2 separate regions of the Mus musculus genome follow, and region 1 is linked to region 2. Evidence: chromatin loops called from intact Hi-C (ENCODE). Cell type or tissue: left cerebral cortex. All regions are shown on one strand. Each heading gives the region's core, and the rest is flanking DNA. Links, peaks and the distances in the headings are about the cores only.

Region 1 (12,175 bases), core at 2,529-10,528, 190 kb after region 2:
GTGTTTGACCCTGGGCAAGGTACTTTTAAGCTTGCTAAATTTCTTGACCATAAAGGGCTTTGGTGGGGGGGGGGGGGCAGGAAGGGGGGTTATGTACGTTTTATAATGAAAACACTAAGAATAGTGCCTGGCTGGGCATGGTGATGCACACCTTTGTTCCCAGCATTCAAGGGATAGAGGCAGGCAGATCTCTGTGAGTTACAGGCCAGCATGGTCTACAAAGTTTGTTCCAGGACAGCCAGGGCCACGTAGAATAAGTTTTTAAAAAAAAATGTCTTAAGACAACACACACATAATGTATGTATGAAATAAAATAACCCAATGAAGAAACTGAAGCCCCAAGAGGCTCCTTCTGTTCGGCACTCATGTTGCTAGCAGACAGCATCGGAGAATGGGGTTGAAGTCAGACGTGTCTAACTAGGAAATCCCTATTTTTACTGACAATAACTTACTGTTGAGAGTGGCTGGACTAGCAGCCAGCATCATCCATTTTCAGGGTTATTGAGGCAATTAAGGAAATAGTGTAGCCTGACTGTGCCTGCACAGGGAATGCATTCAGTAAAGATGTCCTTATCTAAAGCCCTTTTCTAGACCACTTAAAATTTATTCAAAACCATTTTAGTAGGAACAGTTGTAGAACTGGGAGGAACATTTCTGCCTTTAAAATGCAACTGAAAGGCTTCAACCATCTACTCTTACTTGGAGATAGTCTCTATGCCCTAAAGGTAACAGGAATAAAAGCTAGAAAATAGTAGCAGTGTAAGTTAAGGCTCTCAGAACTTCAAAGGGAGGCTGGTAGGAGACACTTACAGCCCAGATTAAGTCCTTGTGAATCTGTGCATAGGACTCCAACAATGGATGGATTCTTCATTCTAATTTTGGGAGCACAAGAAAGATGAACCAGATGATGTGAAGAAAATATTTCAAATTACTGTAGTAAAACAGATTTTCTATGCACCGAGTATTAAGCACTTCAAATCAGCCCTTAAATTTTTTCGCCCCCTTTCAGAGGACAAACTGTGAGTTGTTTAAATAAACAAAACAAAACCCAAACCATTTTCTCAGGCACCTCTGCTTCACAAAGACACAAACAAGGCAGTTATCTTTAGGGCTCTGTCCTTGGTATAGAAGCATGCTCTAGGACTGCAACTCCTGAAGACAACTGTTAAATCTCAGTAACGGGAATTGCTCCTGGAGGGGATTAAGAAGCTCAAGGAGGAGGTGTCTTCTTGTAAGCCACTTTACACCTCCCAATTTTAAATTTTACAGAGATAGCTGAAAAACTTTACGGATATATTTACTTCACAAGCGCTGAGCAACTGACGGGCCACAAACGCGGGAAGATGTGCGTGAAAGTGCTTTGGCACTGCGGGGGCTCGATTTAGCACACCCGGGGCATCCTTCCCCAAACTTAATCCGTTTCCCAAACTTCTCAAGAGCTACTCGATTCTGCGAACACGCCTAACGAAACTTTACTACCCAGTAACGAGCGGCCCGGCCGTAGGCAGAAGTCACCCGCTCGCCGCCCCGAGTGCCCCAAACGCTTCCGCAGACACTCGCGGTCCATGCCGCTGTCCCATTCCAGCTCCCCTGTCCGGAGCCCAGGACCGGCCGCACGCACTACTCACGTGTCCTCCAAATGCTGCTCCAAAGTCGCCTCCATCCCGCAGGCTGTCCGCCCCAGGCCAGGACCCCGCAGCAAAACACTTCCTCCTTCACCGCAAACCTCGATCACGTGACTTGACCGAGGCGGGCGCCTGGACGGCGTCTCCAGAGGGACGAAATTCAGCGCGGCGCCGCGTCCGCGCTCTTTACGAAAAGGCATAGCTACTACCACAGGACCAGTGATGGCTGGCTTTCGATTGGGGGTGCTGGGCCTTCAAAGCAATCTGTAGTCGGGCCTCAGGGCCTTTTCCTGACCTAGCACTTGGACTTAGTGATTTTTAACCTTTGGATTTGGTTCAAGCAATTTCCAGTCCTAACCAGACGTAGACCTGGTTTAAATTTTAAAGTAACCAGCAGGTCTGGCATGGTCTCATCTATGCAATAGGCCAATCGCTAAGAAGACAGTGCTCAGTTTCTGACCCTAGGTCAAGAGGCTGAGGTGTATACTTTACCTATCAAAGCAGAACTGGCCTCCAGGTTCTGCATCCCTCAGTTCCCACCTGGCATACCTTGCCCCCAACCCTGAACTTTCCAGCCCAGGGGCTGGGCTGCCCTTCCCTTTCTATAGGGCTCCTTTCTATAGAATCCAGACATTTTGGTCTCCTTCTCCTTTTCTCTCTCTGCACACATTCCCCCTTCTCTCTTTCTTCCTTCCTTTCCCAGGAAACTTCGCTGGCCTTGGTCCTTGGGGCCAGTGAACTCACCCACCGGCTGGCAGCTTCCCAATAAACCTGCCTTTAACATCATCTACTCTGGTTTAAATTGATTCATTTCACCAACATCGGAGGAGAAGTAACCTATCACACAGGGCCGATGGGGAGGGGTGCACACACGGGACTAAAGGAAGAGATGGCACACGTTGAAACCCCAAACTGCGTGCTGGGAAAGTGTCAGAATCTTAACATTGGTACCTTCTTTGTTCTCGTAGGTTGGCCTCGAATTCTCCCACCTTTGTCCTGTGATTTACTGCCATGTGCCATATTTAATTTGCATTGATACTTCTAATAGCTAGGTCATGGGAAGTTTTAGGGGGAAGAAATTAGGTTTAAGTTTTAGGTGTTAGTGAAGACCGTGTATTATTACTTTAAAATAACTGAGCTTTAAAATTTTTATTCCCTTTTCTGTTTTAGAGACAGTATCTCATATACCCCTCATTGCCCTCAAATTTGCAGTGTGTCCGAGGCTGGCCTTGAAGTATTGATCTCTCTGCTTTTACTTCCCAAGTGCTGGGATTACACCAACATGCCTGGGTTTAAAAACTTTAGAATAAACTAACCACTCATAGTCCTACTGTGAAGAGATGATAGTTTGATAAGGATATTTTGGAGACTATCTTTTCCATATGGCTATCTTTGCAAATGTATTATTTGAATTTTTTTTGTTTTTTGTTTTTTGTTTTTTTTTTTTTTTTGTTTTTCGAGACAGGGTTTCTCTGTGTAGCCCTGGCTGTCCTGGAACTCACTCTGTAGAGAAATGTTTTTTAAAAGCAAAATCAATATACATACTATATATACAATTCTGAATTATGTAGCAGGGATTCTTCACAGAATTTATTATAAATACCTTTTCAGGACAGTAAGTTTTTATTTACTTTGTTTGTAATAGTTGCAAAACACACCAACTTTGTTATCATAGCTACACCTAAAGTGAACTTACTGTTCATTAGTGACCAATTAAGTTGCTCTTGTGTCCCCTCCCTACCCTCTGTCCTGGTGGTACCAGGTTCTGTGCTGGTTGAATATTCTTTAGCCCAATATTGTGCATTTAAATTTTTTCTTCATGGTTAATTACTAGAAATAGAATTGTTTGGTCAAAAGTTATGGTCATTTTCAAGAAAAATATATATATGTATATATATTATTTACATGAAGAAGGGTTTATGAAAACAAGGGTGTGTCCATGGCTCATCTCTACCCCTTCCTGTGTAGCGTGCCTTGCACTTAGCTTCCTCTAGCAATCTGATCTCTGGCATTTACTCAGTCTGTTTTTTGATCTGGTGCCCATAATAGAAGAGGCCAAGGCTTAGCCACCCGCTCACCATTCACCATATTGTTAAAATGAAGCTCGCAGAATTATTATTACTTTTTAACTTTACAGTGCAGGGTTATCTCTAACATGTGATTCTCCTGCCTCAGCCTTCTAATGCTCTAATATGAGCCCCATATTTGGCTATGCTTCCAGAATTGTGTGTTTGTATGTATGTTCATGTGTGTCTTGATGCATGTGTATACTTGGATTCAGTGTGTTTGCAGATATTCATGCACGTATGTGCATGTGCAGTTGGGGGTCAGAGGTCAGCCTTGTCTTGTTCCTCAGGTGCCATTAAACTCTTTTGTTTGAGACAGGGTCTATCGATAGTTTGGGGCTTGATTAGGCTAGCCTGACTGGCCAGCTTCCCCAGGGATCTCCCTGTCCCAACCCATCTCAGCCTTTTCAATGTTGGGATTACATGTGTGCCACCATGCCCCAGGCAGTTATCCATGGGATCTGGAAACCAAGCCCATGTCTTCATGCTTGCAAGGTAAGAATGCTGACTAAGACATCTCCCCAGCTCCTGGCTCTAGAATTCTAACTTTCTTGGGATTCCAGTTTATGGGGTGTAATTTGGGCTTTGGAGAAATTACCTGAGTTATCAGGTAACACAATGTGGGCTATTCAGATTTTAGAACAGCACTCTAGAGATACCCTTAAAAGATAGCGTTAGAGCTGCGTAGCAGAGAGCATGCTGATGATCCCAGTACTTGGGAGGCTGGGCTAGGTGTTTAAAAACCTATTAGATACTATTCAAAGTAAAGTTTGCCCCAGTTGTCTTAAGAGAAAGCTAACACTATGCCTAAGGGAACAGTATCAGCTCTGCCTCCCTGTGGTCTCAAGTGGTAAAAATGTTACTGAATTGAGACCGCTTGGTTTGACCATTCTGTCTTGTTCTGTTAAGCGCCAAGCATCTGGCTTACCTAGGACTTTACTCAGGCTAGGTAAGTACTCTATGCCTGAGCTTTACCCTTAGCCCAGTTCTGCCTTTCTGAACCTCCACATTACTATTCAAACAGATATAATGTGAACCCCCTTTGTAGTTTTAAATAACCTGGGAGCCACATAAGGAAAACAGAAGAAATTAATTTTAACATGATTTTGTGTATCTAAGAAGTTATTTCAATATATAATTACTTTTAAAAAATACATTATTTTTCTCCCATCTTAAGTCCTTAAAATATGAAGTCTAGTTGCACTTTGTCACATTGCAGTTCAGACCGACCACATTTCAAGTACTCAGTCCCTTGAGTGAACATTGGCTCCTGTATTGTCAAATAGGTCTCCAGGGTATATCAAATAATCTCAAAGCCAGAAAAATGATTAAAAGATTTTCAGAATGCCTACAGCTTCTTAAGGTCTAAGCTAGGCCTTTCAGGGGAAGAGAAGAAATCAGGAAGAGGGAGGATTTGATGTGTGGGAAGTGACGGGGATAGGCTGTTGTCTCTCTGTCTCGCTTCCTTTGGTCCTGCACAGCTGGGTTGAGGGGAAGGAAAGCTATGTAAGCAGCCAAGTGCTGGGAACTAGGGTGGTGCTTCTGGGGGATGTCAGCTTTGCAACGCTTTCTGCTTTCTTTAGCATTCAGGGTCCTTGATGACTCCTCCAGTTTTGAATGCTGGGAGCTGGTTCTGGAATGATGGCGGGAAATCCCAAGCACCCATATCAGAGCATTGGACTCGATGGGTTGGAGTTTTTCTGTGTTTACTTAGCAGAAATGGATAGAATGCCTTCTCCATCTCCCCATGTGAGGCCCACGGAGAAACAGCTGGCTGTGTTAGCATTTTGTCTAAGCTCCGCCCCACAGTTACCTGGCAATGGCCAGGTATGCCTGACTCACTATAAAAGGGGTTACTTGCCCCCTCCTCCCTCTTGTTCTCTTGCCTCCCTGCTCTCACTCTGTCCTCTTGCCCCTTCTCCCTCTCTCCCCATCCACCCCACCACCACCACATGTCATGGCTCTAGCCTCTTCTCTTCTACTCTGTCTCTCTGCTTTTCTTTGTCTCTACTACCTCTCAACTCCCCTCCCCATGCCCTGAATAAACTGTTCTATACTATACTGTCTGTTGTGTGGCTGTGCGGCTCAGGGGGAAAGGATACCTCAGCATGGGCCAGCAGAGGAACCCCCCTTCCTCCACACCTGACTACACCTCCACCAAACATATTCCTCCCCTCTCTATCTTTTTATAAAACACAGCAGGCTACGCACTTCCTGGGGACACTGTTTATTAACATCTCTGTTTGAACGAAGGGCATTGGGGTTCCTTGTGGTATTGTCACAATACTTTGCTTTGCTTGATCTTCCTTCCCAACTTGTCTCCCCATTTTTTTGCTCCTGCTCTCAATACTCTTCTACCCTCACTAGTCCAATGTCTCTTCTTAAGTCTCCTATTTCTATCACATACCTCTAGCCCTTCCTTTAAACCTATTTCCCCCACCCCCATGATCTCCTTTCTAGAGGAGAGTTTAGATGGCATCCTTTGTGGAGCGAGATTTATATAAAGACTATGAAGTCTTTAACTTCAGTTTCTTTTGTTTCTCCCCTTCCTGCAAACAAGCTCTGAGAAAGGAGAGTTGCGGGTAGGCGCAACAGAGAATGTGAAAGTCCACATATCCCACTAAGGAGTGGAAGGAGGTACCGGGCCAGAACTCCAGATATTACATGCTGTCTTGGTGCTGTTTCCTTTGCCTTGACTCCTGCATAGACTCTGATAGACTCACTTAGGTACAGTATTGGTGGGCTATAGTGGTGTACCACTGTAATCCCAGCACTCAGGTTTTCTATGAATGTGAGCCTACCTGGACTACCTAGTAAGTTTGAAGACGGCCCGAGCTACACAAAAAGACCCTGTCAAAAATAATAAAAAATAAAAAGAAGATGGGGGGTATCTTTAATGGTGGGTCCAGCTCTGGGCACTGAGAGATGTGTTATCCCAGGGCTACCAACACTGGCCTCTGGACAACTCGAGTGCTTAGTCACAAGCCTTCAGTGCAATGAACCCTAATGAGCCACTAGGGGGCACCAAGGCCACAGAAAACTGCAAAATGAAGGGCCTAAGGAGTGTGTGTGTGTGTGTTCACTTGTAGGGGGTGAGGGCTGGAAGGAGGATGTATAAGCCTGCTGAGTTATTAGAGAGTGGAGAGTGTTAAATATCAAATGCGGGTGTCCTTGGAGTCAGAGGCATACATTTGAATCCTGGTAGCCAGGGCACCAGCCTCCCATGGGATCTCTGAGTGTCTGGGGAGCCTTTGATATAGGGGTACTGTATTCTGGTTCATCCAGGTGTGGGGAGGATAGCATGGGTTACCTTGTGTAAGAGAGGTTGGTGTGTTATGAAAGTCAATTTGAATAAGAAAATCTGTTTGTCTCCTTAGGTTGATTATAATCCAGATGATGCACAGGAGAAAATCACAGTGCCAAGAGATTGCTGCAGCCATCAGTCTCATATCCAAGAGATTGCTGCAGCCATCAGTCTCATATCCAAGAGATTGCTGCAGATATCAGTCTCATATCCAAGAGATTGCTGCAGCCATCAGTCTCATATCCAAGAGATTGCTGCAGATATCAGTCTCATATCCAAGAGATTGCTGCAGCCATCTGTCTCATATCCAAGAGATTGCTGCAGATATCAGTCTCATATCCAAGAGATTGCTGCAGCCATCAGTCTCATATCCAAGAGATTGCTGCAGATATCAGTCTCATATCCAAGAGATTGCTGCAGATATCAGTCTCATATCCAAGAGATTGCTGCAGATATCAGTCTCATATCCAAGAGATTGCTGCAGATATCAGTCTCATATCCACAGGAGAAGCTGAATCTACATAGCTTCCCTATAAAGCTGTGCCAAATGCCATAGTTATATTGATGTTATTATTAGATTTTCTACATATTCTATGTAAAATTATAAAGTACAATGAGAAAAAAAATCACCTGAAGCTCTAGCCCTGACTCTAAGAAGAAAAAGTCAAAAGTCAAGTAGAGCGGGCAGGAGGTAGGTAAGGTGGAGACAGGGAAGGTGTGTCACGGGGAATGCCAAAGTTTTGGCAGCTCAAGCATCTCATTCTAAGCTGCAGCATAGGGCTCTAGTGGGTGCCAGGGGTCGGGGGTCAGAGGTGGGCGGGCTCTAGTGGGTGCCAGGGGTCGGGGGTCAGAGGTGGGCGGGCTCTAGTGGGTGCCAGGGGTTGGGGGCCAGAGGTGGGTGGTCTCTAGTGGGTGCCAGGGGTCAGGGGTCAGAGGTGGGTGGGCTCTAGTGGGTGTCAGGGATCGGAGGTCAGAGGTGGACAGCACTGAGACTTGAGACCAGGTATAAACTTGGCTCTTGTTCATAGTATTAGTGGCATTAGCGGTTAGTGTGTAGGAGCTGATAACTATGTGACCAGGGACACACCCTTAATCACCACATTCCCCTCCCCCCCCTTTTTGTAGTAGCTAATATTACTATCTTTTGGTTACAGTTAAAAATGCAAAGCTCAGAAAACAACGCTGGGTACAGTCTCATACAACTGTAGTTCCAGAACACTGGAGGCAGAGGCCACAAGTTTGACAAGCTAGTCAGTTCTACACAGAGAGTTCCAAGCCAGCCAGGGCTACACAGATAATCTTGTCTATACCTAAACAAAACTTTGGCCAGATCGTCCTGCTTGAAAGTGGTGGAGTCTAATTGTTACTCTCCCCTGTATACTGCCCGACTCTGCCTAGAACACGGTCCTGGAATTCAGGTGCAGAGGTGGTGGAGACCCAGTGCACACCTCTTACTCTCGATATGACATATGAGGTCCAGAGAGGAGAGGTGTCTACTTTACAACATAAACCTCTTTTTGACATGGAATTCGATATTCCAAGCATCTCTAGCATGCTGCCAGATGCTATTGAACTGTAGTTAAATCTGCTTCAGAGGGAGTCACTGTTTTAAGTTAAATGTTAATCTCCCCCCATATTCGCATGTGAGGATCCAAAATCAAGTGCCTTAGATTGTGGGCATGTTTGCAGACAGGGCCTTTATAGATGGCAATCAAGTTAAAATGAAGAAGACATTAGTGTGGGCATTAACCTTATGTAATTGACATCCTTATATAACAAGACATGCACAGGGGAAAGGCAGGCTCCAGCTGCAAACATCTGTCTATAGGCCAAGGAGAGAAGCCTCGAACATATTTCTTCCTCACAGTCCTCAGAAGGAAACTATTCTGCCAAAACTTTGATTTGGGGCTTCTATTCTCCAGACTTGAGGGTAAACCACTCAATTGGTGATTCATTATAATGGTATCCCTGGGGAATGAGGGCCTTCATGAATCCAGAAAGCCCACAAGTCAAGCAGGATCATAGATACTTGGTGACTCTTTGTTAACAGAAGTACTAGTTGGAACGATTACCCTCCCAGAGGCAAAAAGAGAACAGATGAGCTTTCCAGCTTGCTCCCAGTATTGTTCTGTGGCTAAGATAGTTTTCTTCCATTGGACCTTGGCCAACCTATTTAACTTGGGCTTTGGATCTTCCTTTAAAGCTTTTATAGACATATGTGCCATGTACTTATGTCTTATGTGTTGGTGTGTGAGTGTGTGTGTGTGTGTGTGTGTGTGTGGGTGTGTGTGTGTGTGTGTACTATCATGCTCAGGAACTGCCTACATACTTTGAGACAGCATCTCTCATTGTCTTATAATTAACCAAAGAGGCTAGACTACCTGGCCAGCAATCCCAGGAATCTCTCTGTCTCTGTTGCTCATTGCAAGCGTATACTACCTTGCCCGGCATTTTTATACACATCTGGGGGTTGAATTCAGGTGTTCATGCTTTCAAGGTTTTACCAATGAGCCACACCTTCACCTCTTTGAACCTATTTTATATCAGAGCCTCAGCCTTAGAAGGTCCTAAAGAAACATGTAGTGAGCAAATGGGTGGGAAGATAAGCTGATGGCCACTCTTATCCAAGCTTCTCCAGCCATGGAGTAGGCAAGGACATAGGGATGGGGCTGTCAGTAAGTGAAGGATAAAGTTAGTCACTGTGTCCCAAAGCTGAGCTGAGTCCTGAGTCTAGAAGACACAGTGAAATATATTTTCGATGAGTCAAGGTGGGCTAAAAACATTTTGGAACAGGAAGCAATTTTTCCTTTGCTTTATTAATTTTGCTCCCAAGGATAAATGAGATACAGACTTCTATATCCAAGCCTTTATTAGATGCCCAGTTAATGCAACCATGACAAATGGGAATGAAGCCCTTATGAATAAAAAGATGATCAACACCAGCCTAAAAAAAAATTACAGAACAGAGAAAAGACAGCTTAGAGGAGCTGATAAAATACCCTGGCCTTAATTAGACTGTCTGCATCACGCATCAAATCAGACTTAATGTTAAGATTTATTGATTTAGAATTGGCTAAGTGAAATGAATTCTTGAAAATAAATGGAAAAGAAATTACCTGTATTAAATGTATTTCCAGGGCAGGCCTGTGCAGTGAGGCCCTTAGCTAAAGCAGGCTTATCTTTGCCTTGGCTATGTGTCACTCTACCCAATGACATGACTCTTGTGAGCCCAAGGTGGGTTCCAGAGACCCTATCTGTGGGGTTACACTGGATCCCATTGCCACCCAGCCCTGCCATTGCCCTAGCAGAGTCCTTGTTGTCAGGGAAACATCCTCATGTCTTTATTTCACCACCTACACCCTCAGTAAAGAACTACTGATTCTTACCTCAGGGGAAAGGGTGGTGGAGAGCAATCGTTCCCGATCTGTGTTTGCCCCTTTGGCAAACTTCTACCTCCAAAATATTTCCATTACAATTCATAACAACAGCAAAATGACAGTAGCAGTGAAAATAATTTTAATACACAGGAACTGCATTAAAGGGTCGCAGCCTTCGGAAGGGTGAGGACCGCTGCTGTAGAGACAGATGACCTCCTCATCTCTGCCCACTCTAACAGGTAGCAGAGTGTGTTTTCTTCCTGACTGCCAGTCTACGCTGCAATCCACATTTTGTGTCAAGGGGTTATTTGTGATCACAGCATCTCATTATCCTCTTGTGAGACCTTGGGCAAGTCCTGCAAAACTCTTGATGCAAAAAGAAAAAAAAAGTCCTGCAAAACCTCTTGCTGTCCTAGAATTCCAGGAGAGAATACACACAGAAGGCACTTCACAAATTCAGAGTGCATCAACGCTGTTTTTGTTGTTAGGATCTTAAGAAATGTAGCAGAGGCAAACTGAATCAGGCTAGGTTGCAAGCAGTTAAGGAGGGCTGTGTAGGCTTCATCTTAGGATTGCTACAACAACGCTATCAGCCTAGACAATATTGGAAGTGTGCTAAGGAGCGCAGCCTGAATGCCTACTCACAACCCAAACTACATGTGAAGAACACACCTTCGCCACAGGCACGACACTGTTCACATCTGCCCACAGCACTGGAAACACCTCTGCAGCCAGGACATAACCCATGCTATGCCCACTGCTGCCGCTCTTGCCAGCAAAGCAGAATGCTCCCAGAGTCTTTGAGCTGAGGTTCTGTGTAGGTAAACTTGAGCTTCAGTTGCAGAGGAGGTGTCGAAGGAGACATTCTTCTTTCCGTTCCTTTTTCTTTTGAAACATTCAAGCCCTGGATACAGACCAGGTCATTTACATGATTCTGGCCAGGAAACGTGGTTGTTTCAATGAGAATGGCCTCCTTAGGCTCATATTTTAGTGGTCACCTTGTCGGGTGTAGTGTGTCACTTGGGCGGGGTGGGCTCTGAGGTTTCAAAAGCTCATGCTAGGCTCAGTGGATCAGGATGTTAAGCTCACCCACTGCTCCAGTACCATGCCAATCTGCTTGCCTATCTGCTTTCTTCCATGACGAGCATGAGTTAGCCCTCTACCGCTGTAATCAAGTTCCCAATTAAATGCTTTCCTTTATAGGAGTTGCCTTGGTCGTGGTGTCTCTTCACAGCAATAGAACAGTGGCTAAGACAGCTTTAAGGGCCACCTCCAAAGGGATTTTTGAGTTGATAAGGGAAGAACTCAGGTTGGATGTCCATAGTCTGTCCACTACTTAGGGAACAACTTTATTGGGCAGCATGACACAGCAGGCAAAGGAGAGAGAGAGAGAGAGAGTACTCCCGTCTCTGCTGGGGAAAGCCAGTTCAACAAAAAGTTCAACAGAGCTGGTCATTTTGAGTGGTGTGTCCAGCAACAAGAGCCAGCTTCATGCTGTGGCCTCACTGCAGATTTAATTTCTTTATGGATCTTTTTTTTTTTTGCCCCAAGTTTGCCAAGTACTGTGCTGGGTTACAGGAAAGCAGGTGAGATTCTTTTCCCCAGGGAGCTTGTGTTCCACATAGTAAACATGTTAGACATGGCCTGGGAGATGGCTCATTCACTAAAGAGCTTAGCAGGAGCACCTGAGTTCAGCCCTCAGAAACTCCATAAAGCCAGGAGTGGTGCTGCAATCACAGCACTTGTAATCGCAGTGCTAGGGAGGCAGAGACAAGCAGGCCTCTAGGGCTCAAAGCCCAGCCA
Region 2 (12,175 bases), core at 2,866-10,865:
CCTCAGAGTCGGTGGGCTTCAGCAGCCTGATTTATAATTTTAATGTATGGTTTTGGCATCAAGTTTAGGTTTTGCAGGGAAAGAGGATTAGCAATAAGGTAAGATTTGGTTTTATATCTCTCCACTCACAGTCAGCTCTGACTTATGGTCAAATATGCATCCCCAGGAACTTCCAGAAGTGGTACCTTCCTACTCCCTTAGTATTTATTGTGCTCACTGTCTTTGTCCTCAGAGGGACCCAGGCCTTCCCCAGCTTGACTCTCCTTGATGTCCATATTGGTTTGGAAACCAGTTTTCCTCACAGAGGTCATTTGTGTCCTGGGAAGGCACAGAAGGAGTCACTGAATGCATAAGAAAAAGATCACCTAAAGGAGATTTAGTTGTGGATCTAATAGCAACTGTAATTTCAAAGCAGTTATGGATATAAGTGTTTCTAGGTATCTCCAAATAACTGGGATATGATAAGAAATGTCTGATGCAATCTATTTGGGACAAAGTCACTCCTGAGGTTGCTTGCACTTATAATAAAAGGAATGACCAGGCTCAGTTAGTGTAACTGAGGTAAAGATGAGTTTTCTATACCACTGAAACCCATATCCTGCCTGCCTCCTGGAATTCTAGCAGAGTCTGGTTTAGAGATCCCTGGGTTTTGGAAGTTTCCTTCTTCCCATGCTAGGTAGGTGCATTACTGCCTCTCCTCCAGCAGGGGGAGTGTTGAGCCAGGCCGGTGGGAGGAGGCTGTGCTTTGGGAATCCAGAGCTTTCCAGCATCTGTCTGCATGGTCCAGGGCCTGTCTAATGGATCGTATCTCTGATGGAATATGGTGTGAAGTAGGCAGGGCCGAGCCCCCTGGAGATCACAGAACACTGAAGGCAAAGGCTAGCGGAGCCCAGAGGGGACTGGTCAGAAGCAAGTGGCCGCAGGAGAATGGGAGGAAGTGCTGAACGTGCCAACTGCTTTGTCTTCTGCTGTGCCTGGCAGGTTTATGCAGGAGCTGACAGAGATGCTGGGCTTCCAGCCGTATCGATTCTATTTCTACATGTGGAAGTTTGTGTCTCCACTGTGCATGGCTGTGCTCACCACAGCCAGCATCATCCAGCTGGGGGTGTCGCCCCCAGGCTACAGTGCCTGGATCAAAGAGGAGGTGAGTGGTGGCCCCCAACAAACCCCAGAGTCTCTGGCATCTTCTCAGGCCTTTAACATAACAGACTGGAGCAAAGCTTCCTAGCGCAGCTCCTCTGTAACAGGTCTTGTTGGGTGTGCCTTGTGTTCCTAAGCAGTGGCACTATCGCTATAGTATAAATGGGGAAACTGAGGCTCAGCAAAATCAGCATGCTTTCTAGTTCTTCTAAGGCATAGTCTGTTTTTTGTGTCTGTGGAGTGGAATTACCCACCCTTTCTACAGATGTAGAAACTGAGGCCCCTTTAACCAAGCTGATATTCAAACAGCTGTCCCTGGGACCAAGCCACTGTACTACACTCAAGTAGCACTCCCTGGAGACACCATCAGTACTGCTACTTGGTGGTGGTGGTGGGGGAGCCAGGGGCAAGGGTGGGACAAGATTGGCCTGTAGGCTTGGGACCCGCACAGTCTGGTGTCCTGCAGCCTCCTTCTGCTGTTATCCTTTAGGCTGCTGAGCGCTACTTGTACTTCCCCAACTGGGCCATGGCACTGCTGATCACCCTCATTGCCGTGGCCACCCTGCCCATCCCTGTGGTGTTCATCCTGCGGCACTTCCACTTGCTCTCCGACGGGTCCAACACCCTCTCTGTGTCCTACAAGAAGGGCCGCATGATGAAGGACATCTCCAATCTGGAGGAGAACGATGAGACGCGCTTCATCCTCAGCAAGGTGCCCAGTGAGGCGCCCTCCCCCATGCCCACCCACCGCTCCTATCTGGGGCCTGGCAGCACATCACCCTTGGATAACAGCAACAATCCCAACGGACGCTATGGAAGCGGCTACCTCTTGGCCAGCACCCCTGAGTCAGAGCTGTGACCACAGCTCCACCCTGCCTGCCTCCCCTCAATACCCAACCTGCCCACTTGTCTGGGCCTGGTCTCTTCCTCCATGGTGGCCACCAGACCCAGGCCAGTCCAAGGAGAGAGGATCTGTCCTGCCTTGTTCCCCACCCAAGTCCCAGCAGACTCCCTACCTATGAGCAGGGGACTGGGGACAATTCAGTCCCTATTCCAGGCCCCCAACCCGTGTAACTTTTTTGAGAACTCTTGCCAAGTTGCAGTCATGTAACCACAAAATCCCAGTATGGGGGGACTTCAAGTGGACACTTTAGGAGTCACCTCCCCCTCTCCCTGTAAAACCTATCACTTGTAGTTCTTGGGTCTCAGGGAGGGTCCATTTGTGCTGCTGGTCACGGTGGGTGGTGGTGGACAGGGGCTTTAGGGCTGAGGGTGCAGGATGTAGGCGTTAGCCCAGCCTGCCAAAAGACTCATCGTCCTGTCCAGCCCTGCCAGGCTCCTCCTGAGCTAAGATAGGGTTAGGGATGCGTGTATCAGGTCTCAGGCTTTGCTTTGCCAGAAGGTATATGGAGTCTCTTCAATTCTGTCTTTTGAGAAAGGTGGAGACCTCTCAGGCTTAAGCATGAATGCTGCCATCGAATGAAATGAATCCACAGCCAGCTCGTGGAGCCTTTAAATGTCCCTATTTACAGGTCCTGCCGGAGAGCACAGTGATGGGGTCACTTTAACTAGGGCTTAGCCATTTCTCAATCTCCTCTATCCAACCTGGAGCCACGGGTGGTGGTCTTTGCCTCTGTCCCAGAAAGAAGAGGGCACAGTGCATAATGGGTGAGGTTTCCAGAGCACAATTTGCAGGCTCCCAGCACAATCTAGATGGTTTGGAGCACAAGAGAAACAAGCGCACCTCACCTGGAGCCCCATCTTCTCCTTAGTGGCAGCTTCTCCCCTGGATTGAGGGTTCCTGGAGGTCAGAGGTGTGTCACCAGGAGCCCTTGTTTCTAAGGAAAGACAGGTAAACTCACTGCCCTCTCTGGCTGCCACTCACTCTCCTTGTTGTACAAGCACAGCCGCTGGTGTGCACATCATGCGGAGACACCTTGGGAACCTTTCCCTAACTTCCCCCAGCCTGTTCAGGGGAGTGGCACAGGCAGTTCTGGGCAGCGGAAAGCCTCTGGTCTTAGGCTCCAAGGGAGATACAATCTATGGCACTGTCCCTGACCACCTTTCAAGGCTCCTCTGGGAGGAAGGCTGCCTCAGAGCGGCCTGTGAGGATTCGGAAGCTGACCTGAGACTCAGAGTATCTCTCTGCAGTATCACCTTAGAGAGATGGGTGTATGGACTTATATGGTTGGCCGGTTGGGATGGACAGATGGATGGGTGCATGGATGGGGTCACCTTAGCTAGGGTTTAGTCATTTCTCAATCTTCTCCTTCCAACCTGGAGCCAGGGGTGGTGGTCTTACATACAACATCCATGCACACACACACACACACACACACACACACACACACACACACACACACACACTGTTTCTATCTTTGAAAGTTCTGGTCAGCAGGAACAGACCTGGGCACCTGACAGAGGTTCCTGGGTCATTGTTGTGGCCTAAATTTCCCTCAGTCCTGAGAGGGACGACAGCCTAGGCCCAGATGTCCACCACTTGCTCCTAAAGCCTCCTGGATACCTCCCTCCCTAGCCTGAGAGGTCCCCCACCCTCAGCCTGCCATCTCTTATTCCTCAGTTCCACACACCTTCTCTCACTTCTAGCCTTCTTGGTCCCACCTGTCATAGTATTTAAGGTGAGAGGGAAATGAGCTTTGGGGTCCCACCATCGGCCCCCTCACCTGACAACACCCCCTAGCTGGCCCCGTGCCTAGTCCTGAGCAGAATTAGAAAACAGGAAAGCCAGGCCCTAGCAGAGACTCCACTCTCTCTCCTCCTCTCCACATGCTATTTCTATTGTACATTCAATCTGTACATGTGGGTGTAGATGCTGTGAAATGACAAACCCAATATTATACTGTGGCTGGTGGACTATTTTCATCCTCAGTGCCGTACAGATCTATTTTCATTGTATATTTGATATATTTTTAATTTTGTAGCGTGGCTGGGCCAGGCCCCAGCCTGTGAGCCTGCAGTGAGTGGGGGATGGGGGGTGGGGGCGGGGGGCTGGGTGGAGCTGAGCTAGGGCTGTTTGCTTATGCCTTGTGGGCTCTGTAGTGTGTGTTGTAGCCTTTTGCTGTAAGCCAGAATCTGTCCTGGCTACATCTTTGCTTCTGTGAGTTGGACATAGGACCCAGAGCTCTATGGTTGTGTGTATGTGTGTGTGTGTCTGTGTGTGTGTGTGTGTGTTACATTCGTAGGTGTGAGTGCATAAGGTGCTGATCTGTGACACCCCCACCCACCCAGTGTTCATCACCTTCTGAAGACCCCGTGTCTTCCTCTCAGCTCTATGGGTGAGACCTCAGGACAGGCACCTCTAAGAAGCACCAGCTGTGGGGAAAGGCACGTGTTTCCTTCAGGTGACTCATTGTCATTTCACCTTTGGTGGGAAGGAGGGCCTTGGGTGGGGGTGGAAAGCCCTCAGATTTATTTTCCAGTCAACCTTCTGTTGTTCACACTGGAGTCACGATGTCTTAGGCAGACAGTACCGGGCTTCTTAGGAGGAAGGCATCTCTCTGCCCTTCGGTCCTGCCCTTGTCCTTGAAAAAGTCTGGAGTACTCAGAAAGCAACAGCCGCTTCTCAGACCTCCGCTGGCTCCTCCGGAGAGATGAGGTGGGCTCACCTGACCACTGAAGACCAGCCTCAGCTTCCGTGGAAGAGCTGGAAGTGAGGGCTGGGTCTCCAAGTCTTGGCGCAGGGTCCCTAGTGCTGGTTGGCGCTGCTCATACGGTGCCTACCAGGAGACAAGGGGTTTCCGGGGCTGAGTCATTCGAGTTGGGGCAGTGCAGAGGTACACCTAAGAGTTCCTGTTCTGACAGCTCTCAGCTCCAGTCACCAGCTTCTTGCTCAGGGAGCCCTCAGCCCTCTTCATGGGGACAGCGAGGAGCCTGAGGCCTAGGTTGGGTGGTGGGGGAGACGTGAGGTGCAGAGGAATTATAGATAGGGTTGGCTTCTGCCATCAAGCAATACATCGTCAGGAGCTGGCTGCTGCTTTTTAAGTGCCAGGAGACGTCCTCCAGAGGCCGTGCTCGTGTGTGAGCCCTGAGGCTATGAGCCAATCCCCGTGCAGATCTGCAGTATTCCCAGGCAGGGACTGCTCTTCTTCCCTTCCTTACCACTACATTACCCTTCCCTCAACTAGAGTATGCCCACTGTGAAAAGAGAAGTGAGATCACGCAGGCTGTAATACACCTGACTCTGTACACCTCTGAGTCCCTCTTCTTAGGTCTGAACTATGGGGAGCTAGGGGAGGAGGGCCCCGGGTCATTTCTCATGAGAAGTCCTGCTTTGTACAGACCTAAACACATACCAGGCAGTCACTTCCGGTCCTGACACACGTTCAGAACAGTTTAAGTTCATGTGTCCTGGAGTGGCCAGTGCTCTGAGTCAGGATCACTTGGCCCAGGAGAGGGCATGAGGCATTGTCACCCCAGGGCCCCCACTTCATCTCCCCCACCCTGCTGTACAATAAAGTGTCTGTTCTTAGCACCCTCTCTTGCCTTTCTTCACTTACAGGAGGGGAGCTGAGGGAGGCTTTGGGATGGGGTGAAATGGGATTCTCGTGGGTGCTGGCTGAGAAATTTGAAGGTAGAGATGCAGCCAGTTTTCTGGGCATGTCCCCGGATACTTGTGGGTCCCATGCTTGCCCTTACTGTGCCTCAGCAACTCTGTACCCCTGAGATTTTTCTCTGAGGGAAGTGCTTGAATCTACGTTATTCCAGGTAAGGAAAGTGGGGCGCCGTCTGATATGAGGATGGCGTTTGGTGTCCTCTCCAGGGCTTTTCAGGGCAATTCTTATCCTGCCCAGCTTCAGAGAAAACTATATATGTTCACTATGTAAGGAGGACTGAGGGGAAACACAAGAAAGGCAGGGGACTGACCTAATCCTTAGGGAAGTGAGCTAGTTCACAGCAAGCCATGTTCTAAGTTCTCAGAGAATTACCCCTCAACTTCAGATAATATCTTTTGAAATCTCCAGTGGAAGATAAAGATGAAGTATAAGATGTGATAGCCCAAGTTTTTGTTAAATAGGCACCCACTGAATGTAGGGTCATAAAGAATGGAAGAGGCTGGTGGCAGAGAACCCCCTCTTCCTGCCTCAGCTCGGAGTATAATCTTCAGAAGAATACTACTACTCTCATCTTTCCCCATCCCAGCCGCGCTCAGTGCCTTGTGATCTCAGTTTCATTCAGAAGGGGTCCTCCAAAGGAACCTTCCATTTCCTCTCCCTGCCACCCCTCATTCCACGAGCAGCCACCAGGTGGCAGGAATCCCTTTCAGTTCACGGTTTAGCCTGGCAACACTCTTAAACTGTCTCTCCATGTTAGCCATAGTCCTCAAACAGGCAAATCAGAACTCACTGGCCCGAGTTTGGCCAAGCACCTCTCTTGTCACATCAAATCTCCTACTTAGTTCTCAAACAAGGGACTGGCCCAGTGCTGGACAAGTCACTCCCCACACAGTCACTCAGTCTTTTGGTAATTCTGGTTGAAATGGCAGCCATCCTTCCAGGAGGGATGCATAGACACAGAGACACAAGGCATTAAGGGCTTCACTTCAGTGGCACTCTGAAGCCAGAGTCCTCAAAGCCACGTCTAAGTTCAGTGTCAGCTGGGTCTTGCCTTTCCTAAGAGACACAGCTTCTAATTTGCAAGAGAGAAGGAAAGAGAGAGGATAGTTCAAAGGCAACAATACATCCTGAAACAGTTATCTCTTGCAGTGTTCCATGTCAGTCCAAATTTTAAAACAACCAACATTTCCTACCTCATGACTTTATGAATGAGGAATTCCAGTATGAATTAGGGCAGCAGATGGGTGGAAATGAAAGTGATGTCCCGTGGGTAGAAGAGCTGGTCTGGACGTCCCAAGGGAGCCTTTCTCACATTTATATAGATATTTAGTTTTTGGGTGAAAACACGTAGGAGTAGAGATCAGCTGAGCCTGTTGGTCAGAGCGACCAAATCCTTATCTGATGGGGAGACCACTTCAAGAGCAGAAATGTGGAAGCTGGCAGTGCCCACTTCTTAAGGCCTGGCCTTGGGAATAGATCACCTCCACCAGTCTGTGGATCATAGCATCTGTTCAGAGGCCCACAGGCCTCGCTGTAGATGGGAGGGTCCCCATACAATAAACCTATTCTGGGGCACTAGATATGCCCATCGTCCATCTTTGGCATCTTTTTGGAGGCTTTTCCTGAGAGGATATTAGCTCTGAAACATGGAACTGAGACACAGAGCTAATCTGTTCTGATGAGGAGGGGAGCAGCTAGATTTGGGTCCCGAATGGAGGCAGTAAGTAGGGAAGAAGATGACAAGGGCATGCCAGAGGACAGGAGAGACAGCTTCTTCCACTTCCTTCTGGCCCCAGGGGCAGGCTGTTTGAGGTTGTTTCAATCATGAGTCTGTCACCAACCTTGGGCAGGCCACTTAACCCTCTGAACCTGTGTGACAATAAAACCTTTTCCTTGAGGCGCTGGGAGGAATAAATGAACTCCCGAGGTGCCGGGTGGACCGTCGCATAGCAGTTTTCCAGAGGGGGATAGAATATATGCTGATTATTACTCTCTTCTCTCTACCAACCCTGGCCCCACTTCACCCATGCAATGAGCCAGCACCCTGGTACCATTGTTAAAAGACAGTCCCAACCTAACCCTGGAAGAAGCCAAGGAAGGCGGAAAGACAAGGTGCCCTGTCCAGGGAAGCAGGCACTCACCAATCCTGTCCCTGTCTTGTTTCCTTCTTAATCATAATCAGACACAGCCTCATCCAGCCCTAGCATGGGCAAGAGAATTCTATAAACTCCCAAAATGTTATGGCTTGTTTGCTGGTGAATTTTCAGAGGTTCCCCCATTCTTTAACCCTTCTCCCATCAGGAATATTCTCTGCCTTTCCTCTTGAGCCTGGGCAACCAGATTCCTCTTCTAGCCAACAGAAAATGGAGGAGGCAATGCTATGGACTTGCAGAGCTACATCAACAAGGGTGTTGTTCTCTGGATAATGGTTCTGGGGACAGTTAGCCACTTTGGGGGGTACCACACTTACCTGAGACACTGACGGTGCTAGAGGGTGCGCACTTGCGGGTGCTCCCGCTGACAGCTGCAGCTGAGCCCTTAGCCCATGTCAACCACCAGCCGTGTGAATGTGCCACACTGAACGTTCATCTCAAAGGAACCTCATGTCTCTCAGTACCACTGTAATTGCATGAGTTCTAAGTACTGCTCAGCTGGACCCTTCCTAACCTCCTGGCCCATAAAATAGTGAATGAAGAAAAATTACTGGTAAAGTTACATGTAGGAGCACTTTATTATTTCACAGTAAAAATAACCATGAAGTGAATTCAAGGGATGATTTGACCTTTTAACAATTGAGGAAACAGACAAGGGGTAAGTAAGGCTTTCTCGAACAACTAGAGGGCGAACTGTGGCCACAGCCTGGTTTCCTGACTTCCGATCCAGTGTACTCTCCACCACATTACAAGGCTCTGACAGAAAGGACCCCAGCCTTCTCTCACTTCTAACTTTCTTTCATCAATTCCTTGCCTGGAGCAGGAAGCAGGTATTAGGGGTGCCTAGAATTGTGCTAAACCCTGGGAACCTTCATAAAGGCTTGGTTCAGGCAAGGCTCCTTGTCTTGTCCAAGCAATCACAATGAGTCTTGGTGTGTCCACCTTCCAGTGATCCAGATGGAAGGAACCTGGAAGATGGGTAGGAGATTCAAGTTATTTAACAACAACATATTATGAATAAGATTACTCCATGTAGGCAAAGTGCCAGCTGCAAAACAGAAAGACTTGGTAAAGGGTCTACCCTCGGGCTCCCAGCATCATAGTTGGCAGCATAGTGTGTCCAGAGCTAACCTAAGAAGAGACAGATTCTTGGGCTTCATGATTATCCAACAAGATCTCAGATTTGAGTTGCTTCTCCAGACAGCTGCTCCCCTTTCTCCAGGATACTGCGGGAGGGGATCAAACCCATCAGGACTAATTAACTACTCTACTGGAATGAGCCTGCTTTGTTGGACCTTAGCCCAGGTAGGAGGAATATGTACTTTTCTAGATGGAGAAATGTGGAGTGCCAAGGAGTCATGCCAGCTGGGCCCTTCTCTCTGTCTCTGTCTCTGTCTCTGTCTCTGTCTCTGTCTCTGTCTCTGTCTCTCTCTCTCTCTCTCTCTCTCTCTGTGTGTGTGTGTGTGTGTGTGTGTACACTCCCCAGCCCCAGCTGCCTCCCACTGCCCAACAGCTTTGAGTAGAAAGACCTCTAGGGGACCCTTCCACTGGCTCTGCGTCTGTGATTCTTATGAACACACTCCTACATGTGGAGAGCACATGGGCCTCCATGTTTTCTCTGTTCTTGGTCCAAACCCAGCTGTAGCTCCTTCTCTCAGGTTCACTGCTGCTGCATAGGTCTGAAACCCTCGACAGGGACATGCCTAAGAAGTAGCCCCCAACCCCTCCCTGGCCTATGACTCCAAGCCACCGTTTCTGAAGCCCTGAGTCCTAACCCAGCCCGAGCTTGTGATCTGTGCATTTGCAGTCTCTTCCTCTTAGGAGGTGGGCCACCAAAAGGCCTCTAGAGTTCTCTGAGATTTTAAAATGAGCCCAATCCTGTCTGTAACCCTTGTCAGAACCAGTGTAGCTGATCTCCATATTGCTGGTAGTACTTTGGGCCGTTGTCTTACACACATTCTTCCTAGAACCTTCCCAGAACAGCTCTCCCATTCGATTTGGAGCCTAAGAGCCTGGGGTGAGAGCTGAATAAGACAATGAACTGTTGAGCAAACAGGCTCCCAGTATCCTCTGGCCCACCCTACTCATCCTGCACAGAATCAAAGACTTACTATATGTGCCTGGTGATGAGCTCTGATAAAGCAATTCAATTTGTTGGGCTGAGAGGGAACAGGGCATGCTGGGAAAGGATGCTGGCCCCTTGGTCTGCATCTGGAGGAGGAGGAGGAGGAGGAGGAGGAGGAGGAGGGGGGGGGGGGATAGGTCCCTGGCAGGACCTGTAATGCTAAGAGATGTGAGTACCAAAGGATATAACTTTGCCCTAATAGCTATAGGCTAGCTCCTTGGCCTGGGGCACCTTAGAAAAAAAGGATACCAAAGAAGAGGAGAAGTGATCAGATGACCCCTGTCACTTAAAAGAGGGAGACCACATACTGGCCCCAATGGGGAGAGACTTTAATTTTAGCCTCTTAATTTCCCTCTGGCTTCTGTAGAGATGGGGAAAGGGCTTCTTCAAGTGCCCTACAAAGGACACAGGAGCCCAAGAATTTGCATCAGCATCACTCTAGGTTTAAGCTTAGCCTTCTATCCTTATCCTTTGGCTACCCTCTTAATTCTAGCTGGGAAATTTACTGCATATGATTCCATAGTATTAACTGGCTCTAGATGCTCTTGACTATAGCAAAAAAAATCTTAGGGAAGAAAAGTAGAGAAAATACGAAGATGGGGATGAGGAGAAGCTTGGGGAACAAACATTTTTGGCAGGGACCGGGGCACGCTTGCTTAGGCTTGTAACTATCAGGATCTTGAGGAATGGACAACAAAGCAGGTAGTATCCTGGGAATGCTAGGTGGGGCTAAGGCCTGAAGTCTTGGAATCAACAGGAAATCCTGGACCAGCTGCTGTTAGGAACCAACAGTAAGGATCGAGTTCCTTAACTGGGTTGTCCCAGCACCACTAGGGGGCAGCACCCTCCCACACAGTAGGGCAGGGGGCTCGCCTCTTCTAAGCCTATAGATTTTGGAAGAAATTAGCCTTACCTCACACACAGAGCTGAGGACAGTAAAGGTTGGAATGCCAACCTTAGCATACGTATGCTTCCAGGGAATCTGGGAAAGACCCATGAAGCAGGTTTAGTCAAGACCTTTAGAATAAATAGTCAGTGGGAGCTGGCCAGGAGCCCTCCTCTTAAGAGTACCTTTAACAGGTTTTTCCTGAGCTCTTCCTGGGACCCCCTAGCTACACACTGGCTTTCTCCTCTACCTCTCTTCTTTCGTGGCTTCCTTTTTTTTTATCCTGGCAAGGTTCCTCCTCCGTGTTCCCCAGACGCTCATCCCCATCACCAGGACTGCAGGATGATGCACAGCCTGGACAGAGGCTTCCTGGGGCTGGAGACGAGGACTATTTTACTGACAGATGTGTGATCAGTGTCCAATGGATGCTCAATGAAGAAACAAATGAAATTTGGGATACCGTGGCCTGTTTCCTTCCTCTCTCCTACCAGTGCTAGCCATTTGTCTGTTTTCTCAGGCTGAAGAGTGGAAAGTGAAGGGAGACTTTTTTTTTTTTTTTTTTTTTTTTTTGGCCAGGACACAATCCTGAGAGGACTTTAATGTCATCATTACAGTCAGGACGTCAGTATCCTCTTGGTAGTGCTTCCTTCCTCCATCCAGTCCTAGGCAGTCCTCGATCTTCTCTGGGATCCAGACATGATGTAAGAGTAAGCAGGTACCCAAAGAGGCTGCCCACAGATGAGTGCTTCTAACTCCAGTCAAGATGGTGGAAAGGTCCGGTCCTCTCCTGCATGCTAGCACATGTCACCACAGATGATCATTTGGTCTGTTTGTTTGGTTGATTGGTTTGGGGTTTTTTAAAAGCCTCAATAATGATAAGACCTTTGTTTATAGACATCCCTTGCATTTACGTTGGACCTTTAGCCTCTCTCAAAACAGAAAAGCCCCAGCTGGTGGATAGTTTATTGTCATTTTGTTTGCCCAGTATGAATAGTGCTGCCCCTTCCAGAAAACAGATGGTACACACATGTAGTATCAGGTATGATGTGTCAATCACCTTGCACTTCTGTTTAAAAATCCTCCCTGTATCACCCAGAGTAACTGAAGCAGAGAGAGGAGGAGGAGATGGAGAGGGAATGTAGGTGTGGTTCTAGGCAAAAAAAAAAAAAAAAAAAAAAAAAAGCCCTAAAACTAATGAATCTGGAAATTGCTTTTGGGAGATGGCCAACAAAGTCTAATGCTTCATGTTTTGGATACGGCAGCTTCTCAATTACTTAGCAAATGGGTCCTCAGAGGC

The links. Peaks named below come from ENCODE experiments on the same cell type or tissue, not always from the same donor. Only the 100,000 strongest peaks of a DNase experiment are listed, where the experiment ranks them.
Region 1: a loop joins it to region 2, with 14 times the contacts of the local background. A loop is called at or near these places in 18 of 42 quality-filtered maps.

Annotation. Positions count from the first base shown.
Region 1 is chr3:107,268,567-107,280,741 of GRCm38, reverse strand. Lamtor5 (late endosomal/lysosomal adaptor, MAPK and MTOR activator 5) reads right to left here and starts at 1,884. Exons shown (of 4, transcript NM_026774.2): 1 at 1,629-1,884; 2 at 811-872. The coding sequence starts at 1,825. In left cerebral cortex, for the core only: CTCF peaks have their summits at 4,539 and 6,697 (motif pointing right); a DNase peak (open chromatin) is centred at 6,727.
Region 2 is chr3:107,461,005-107,473,179 of GRCm38, reverse strand. It overlaps Slc6a17 (solute carrier family 6 (neurotransmitter transporter), member 17), which reads left to right. Exons shown (of 12, transcript NM_001293689.1): 11 at 982-1,144; 12 at 1,631-5,632. The coding sequence ends at 1,999. Among named protein-coding and RNA genes, the nearest start is that of Kcnc4, 8.2 kb to the right of the region's middle. In left cerebral cortex, for the core only: CTCF peaks have their summits at 6,385 (motif pointing right) and 10,829 (motif pointing right); DNase peaks (open chromatin) are centred at 4,824, 5,171, 6,417, 10,827 and 3 more places; H3K27ac peaks cover 1,688 bases.